2 separate regions of the Homo sapiens genome follow, and region 2 is linked to region 1. Evidence: chromatin contacts called from ENCODE Hi-C or POLR2A ChIA-PET data. All regions are on one chromosome and are shown on one strand. Each heading gives the region's core, a stretch centred on a gene start or an enhancer-like site at or near the end of the contact. The rest is flanking DNA. Distances are from core to core; before and after follow the strand shown. Region 1 overlaps HOTAIR (HOX transcript antisense RNA). Region 2 holds the start of LINC02381 (long intergenic non-protein coding RNA 2381).

Region 1 (2,697 bases), core at 57-2,556:
AGAGAAAGTATTTCTCTTTTATTGTCTGACCCTCTCTGATGTCTGTGCAGAGGAGGAGGGGCCAGGGGTGTATGGGATGTAGAGGAAAAGGAGACAGTAGGGTCTCCCAACATCACCCTAAGCCCTACAAAATGGCTATTCCTAAATCAAGGAGGCCCTAGGCAGGAGCTTATAGATTTTGGAACATACTCAAGAACGCACAAGAGATCGAGTTTGAATGCCCCTGATTTAGTTTCATTTTCCAGGATATTTGCTTGGCTTTACTTTGTCAGCATAGACCTGCCTCCTCTAGTATTGTAATCATTACAAGTAAGGGGATAATAGATAATTACAGGGGTATCAATAATATTATTTTATAGCCAAACAAGATATGATTAGAGTTAATGTCAGAGGCTCGGCTGGAGCCTGGGAGGCAGCAATAGACAAGGTGGAGAGGCCCTTATAGTCTTTCTCTATCCTATTTTTACATATGCTTTAATCTCTATAAATCCCTAGTTCTCTAAATCTCCTCCTCAGATGTCTTAAGGGAAAGCTCTAAGATTTTAGGGGCTGAAAGCCAGAGAAGGGTGAACCACAATTTGGTACTTGAACTCTGCTCCCCTCCCCATAGTTTCAGGAGCTGTGGGATCTGCTTTCCCCATGCCCCCCCAGCCTGAGGCTTTGCTCTCAGTCCAAGGCCACTAGGGTCACAGAGACTTTGCAGGTGGGGCCAATGTGAGGAAGACAGGGTCTTATCCAAACCAATTTCATTGTCATCCCCAAGTGGGCACTGGTCCCAAAGTGAAGCCTCTTTTGATCCTAAATTGGCCTTCCCCCTCTCCCCCAGGAACACCTGGGTGGGGCAAAAGCCAGGCTGGGGCTGTGAAGGCCAGTTCAGGGTAGGGATGCAGGAAGGACTGAAAATATTTGTGTTGTTGTTGTTTCCGGGATTTGAGACCAGAAGGGACCAGAAGGCTGGGAAGAGAGAGAAAGAGATCAAGGAAGTGCCTGAGAACAAGGCAAGAGAGAACCCAGGGAAGCTATGAAACCAGCCGGCAAGGGTAAAAAGAATGAGTGAAAGAAAGGGGGCAGGAAGAACAGCAGGAGAAAAAGAAGGAAGGAAGGAAATGAAAAGGAAAAGACAGAAAAAAGAGGAAGAAAAAGACAGGAGGGAAATGAAAATAAGAAAGACGAGAGAGAAGGATCGAAAGATAAAAAGAGGCGGGAGGGAGGCAGAAGCAAGGGTCGGCTGTTGCTCTCCCTCGCCCGGGCGCCTGCAGCAGTCTGGGTGGGCGGGGGCGCCATGACAAAGTGAAGGTCAAGTTAGCATCGTACCTTATAAGGAAGGCGCCGGTCCTCCATTTCAGCCTTTTCTCTGCCAGGACGCGGCCGTGGCATTTCTGGTCTTGTAAACATCAGACTCTTTGGGGCCTTAAAAAAATAAAGACGCCCCTCCTTCCTTTACCGGGGGTGAGCCGGCCGGGGAAAGCGGCGGACAGGGAAATCAACTAATGAAGACTCCGGGAAACTTTTCTCTCTTTTTCTCTCTCTGGCTCCGCTCCCCGCCAGCTGGGGACCCTTCCCTCCCTCCTTCCTCCCCCTCCCTTCCCCCGCCTCTCTTTTTCTCTATCTCCCAGTCTTCTGTACCTCTCGCCGCCGTCTGTAACTCTGGGCTCCCTCTCTCCACTCCCCACTCCCCTACTGCAGGCTTCTAAATCCGTTCCATTCCACTGCGAAGCGGAGCAGGACCTAAGAATTGGAGAGAAAATTAAACGTCATAAAGAAAAGTTCATTTACAGCTTAAATGTCTGAATGTTACGGTTTCCTTCAGAAAACAAGGCGGTACACTCGGTAAGGAGAAGTGAGGCAGCAGGGGTGGGGAGGGCTGGTGCGGTAGGAGGCTTGGTTTTATTTCTTTCTCAGATCCAGAGGCGGAAAGAAAGGGGGAGAAGCAGGAAAGTGCGACAGAAGCGTTTTACCCGGGCAGCTAGCAAAGAAAGATGCTGCAGTCGGTGGAACTGGAAGCAAAGCGCATAAGGGCCCAGTGCGGGGGCAGCGATCCCCGAGCGCTGAGCTGGCTGCGCTGAGGCCTGGCGTGCGGAGAAACAAATATATTGGATATTTGCTGGTCTAGGGGAGGGGTGAGGCAAGAATGGAGGGAGACAGGGAGACCGGGAGCGTAAGGCAGCGCCGCAGCCGGCCCGGCGAGACCGAAAGAGCCCCGTATCCGCCGCGACAGCCTTTGGCGGTGGGCAGTGGGCAGGCTCAGCTCGAAGGCTCAGGGAGGAAGGATCCCGAACTGAGATCCTTGATCCTTTTCCTCCAGGGTAGCACTGGGGATGAACAGAGAGAAAGAAGGAGAGGAAAATAATTGGTGTGGGGATATCTGCGGAGGACTTACCTTTTTCCTGGACCTCACAGCTCGTTTTCGCCTCCTCTGGGCTCATGGAGACATTTTAAGGCCTAATCATTGCTTTTTAAATTGAAATTCTAATGGCAAGGGAAGGGAAGGATGCACAGAAAACAATGATGGGGAATTCTGGTTCAATCTGATGCTCCAAAAGCCTCTAATTGTTGTCACCTCCACCCTCCTCAACTGGAAAAATGGCCTCTGGGATCTGCCCCCACCTCCCACTTTACCTTTCTGATTGAGAGCACCTCCGGGATATTAGGGACCTGAGGGTCTAAGTCCCGGGTGGGAGCCGCCAGGAGCAGGGG
Region 2 (2,697 bases), core at 125-2,624, 160 kb after region 1:
TCTCCAGAATACAGCCAAGTGTAAAGAACTTAGTCCCAAATGAAAAAGTTGAACAGAAATTCTGCTCTCACTCGTTTTGCCGGCTTGGAGGTCAGACTGGAGGTGTCCTGAACTAGAACCAGAGCATAGGTTCTGACCCAAGAAGGACACTGTCTACTTCCCAGGCATCCCTCCTTGGCTGGGAGGAGAGGGGAGGATGAGTCCGTTGGAAGCTGAGAATTGTGGAAGCTGGAGATGGGAGTTCTGAGATGGAGGAGGCAGGCGCGTGAAGGAGGTCAGGGAAAGGCAAGTAAATCTACTAACCATTGAAGTTTATAAAATAAAAACCTTAAAAATGGTTTAACATGCAAAAGGTTAAATTTTAAAAAGAGGCCAGGTTTTAAAGAAGGTAAAATACCTCAAATTTAAACAAATAAAAACGAGGAAAATACACAAAACATTTCAAGCAAATTGTTCTTCAGAAGAGGAGAGGTTGGAATTAATCAAAAGACCTTTTTTACACACACACACCCCCCAAGAGTTTCCCAAACAATAAATTCATTTACAAAACAAAAAGAGGAATCAACGCAAAACCTCATCCACACACAGAGGAAAATAAATTGTGGTGATTCTGTAACAGCTGAAAAACTAGTGAGGGAGGAGAAAAATGAATAAACTCTAAATCTATTAGGTGATATTTATAAATAGCAAAATTGGAGGATGGAATGGAGAAAGGAGTTGAACTTATCATTAAAGAAGTAACACATGTGAAAACATAAGGTGTAACTCATCCCCAAAGAAAAGTAAACTCTCCATAAAGTAGCAAGTATACAAATTTATTGAAAAGGAAGAAAGTACCACTCACCCCCCCCAATATAAGTGTATTAATTTGAATTAAAATTTTCTCCAAATCCAAGATAGGTTACACAAAAGAATACAAACATATTTTTTTTCTTTCAACTAAGAGGAAAAACAAAATCCGATTTAAATTCACGAATGGGACAGGAAGGGAGGCTGTGGTTTGCAGGTGCTAGTAAACGGGGTGAGGGTTGTGAAGAGTTTGAGGGGTAGAGGACCAGCTTACCTCGCTTTGGAGCCGCGGCGGCCAACAGGAGTGGGCCAAGGACCCTGCCAGTGCCTGAGTGATAGGGGAAATAAGGAATAGGGGATTCGGGTGCCCCTAGACGAATGAGGAGGATGGAAAGACTGGGGGTGCCCATCTCCCCTCCTCTGCCCGCCTCCCTCCCTCCGGTACCCAGGCCTAGAGAGCTACTGAAAGTTACAAATTGCTTCCATTATTAGCTCATCCCGGGCGGCCTGGTCATTGGCCAGCCCCTGGCCACGTGGTCCCTCGTACCAATCGATCGAATTCTAGTCGCAATTCTCTGTCTGTCCCTCGGCTCTGGGGAGAAAGGGGGGGCTGTGGCGTGGGGGCTGAGGAGGGGCTAAGGCGGGAGGGGCGCCTCATCCCTTCACCCTCCCTTTTCGCCATGTGGGGGCCCTGAGCGCCGCCCCAGAAGAGGTCGAGGGAATGTTGTGGGCTGGGGCACACCAGCACGGCAGAAACTGGAGAAAGCGAGAGACGTCGCCAGGGACCCAGGGACCTCTCCCTCCAGTTCCCCGGGCCCGCCCGGCCCTGATGGCCACTCACGCTATAGCGCCCACTCTGTCCTGGGCCATCCCGCGCCAGCAGTGTAGCCCCCAGCCCGGGCGCCTGAATGCTCTCCCTCCGGATCGCTGCTCGGGTCCCCACTTTGGCGACCGTGCCCCCGAGTCCTGCTTCCCCGGGGCCTGCTCTGTATCAGGCGCCTGCGCCTTCAAGGGTACCCGGCCCGCCTGCCCTCCCCAAGAGCCGAGTTTGCGCTCCTCCCGGAATCGTTTGAGAGAAGGACAAACTTTTGGCAGGATGGAAATCTAGATGAGCCTGTCCGGAGCAGGTAAGCTGGGCCCGGGACGGGTGCGATTCAGCCCGAGAACAATCTGTCTCTCCCCGTCCCGGTCTCTCCCTCCCCTTACCCCTGTTTCCCCTGCAGGCTGACATATTAATCTGCCTTCCCCCGGGAGAAATTTGGGCTGGGGTTGGGCTTCTGTCAGATGCATGGGGTCAGAGCAGCTTTCCTCCCCGAGTTTAGGGACTAAGGTGGTAGCTGGCAGGGGAGGGGGAGGGTTGCTTCCGAAACTGAGGATTGAGGGGAGGGTTAGGGGCCGAGAAACCCAGAGTCTGAGGGAGACGACTTCTTTCCTCAAACGCAACTTGGGGGAACTTCGGAAAAGTTTTTTGAGGGGAGATGGAGAAGGGAGCGGAGTTGGGGTTTCGAGGGCTAAAGTGGGAGAGAGGGTGCTCCGCTTCCCGTACTGAAGGAAGGATGTGTGTGCTTATTCCCCAGTCGGGACCGATTACCAGCCTAGAAAAACCCAGCCGCGTCCCAAACCCGCTCACCCCAGCAGGCCCTTAGAGACGCTTGGAGATCCCCAGACACGCCCCGCGGAAAGGGAAGGAAATGCCAGCCCGAGTTGCCGACTCTGCCGGGACGGGGCGGGGGATCCGCCCAGAGCGGTCCCCTGCTGTCCTGGGCCCTTACGTTGATTCTAAGTTAGGAGTGATCTGAGAGAGGGAATAACTCCCAAAAATCTTTTTTTTTTTTTTCTGAATCCAATTTGAGTCAGAGACCCATTTCCTTGAGATGGAGCCAAGCGAGTGCCCCCTCCCGCCTCCAG

The links. A loop is a pair of places that touch in the nucleus more often than their neighbours do. ChIA-PET counts read pairs that join two places held with the same protein, here RNA polymerase II (POLR2A). Pooled maps may share reads with other maps.
Region 2: a loop to region 1 is called in a pooled map, with 2.0 times the contacts of the local background. The contact joins the promoter of LINC02381 here to the enhancer-like site in region 1. A Hi-C loop is called at or near these places in 1 of 50 pooled maps. POLR2A ChIA-PET finds 5 or more read pairs at or near these places in 3 of 52 experiments (A673, GM12878 and WTC11).

Annotation. Positions count from the first base shown.
Region 1 is chr12:53,964,650-53,967,346 of GRCh38, forward strand. It overlaps HOTAIR (HOX transcript antisense RNA), which reads right to left. Exons shown (of 7, transcript NR_186241.1): 3 at 2,620-2,697; 4 at 1,627-1,728; 5 at 1,315-1,438. Among named protein-coding and RNA genes, the nearest start is that of HOXC11, 7.1 kb to the right of the region's middle. RefSeq lists an enhancer at 1,732-2,636. Within about 2 kb of position 1,307, at least 2 of the 41 ENCODE cell types and tissues checked have a DNase peak (open chromatin) inside an H3K27ac peak, as active enhancers do.
Region 2 is chr12:54,124,697-54,127,393 of GRCh38, forward strand. It overlaps LINC02381 (long intergenic non-protein coding RNA 2381), which reads left to right and starts at 1,375. Exons shown (of 2, transcript NR_026656.1): 1 at 1,375-1,916. FAM242C (family with sequence similarity 242 member C) reads right to left here and starts at 1,699. Exons shown (of 3, transcript NR_170197.1): 1 at 1,631-1,699; 2 at 1,064-1,117. RefSeq lists enhancers at 1,749-2,382, 2,383-2,697.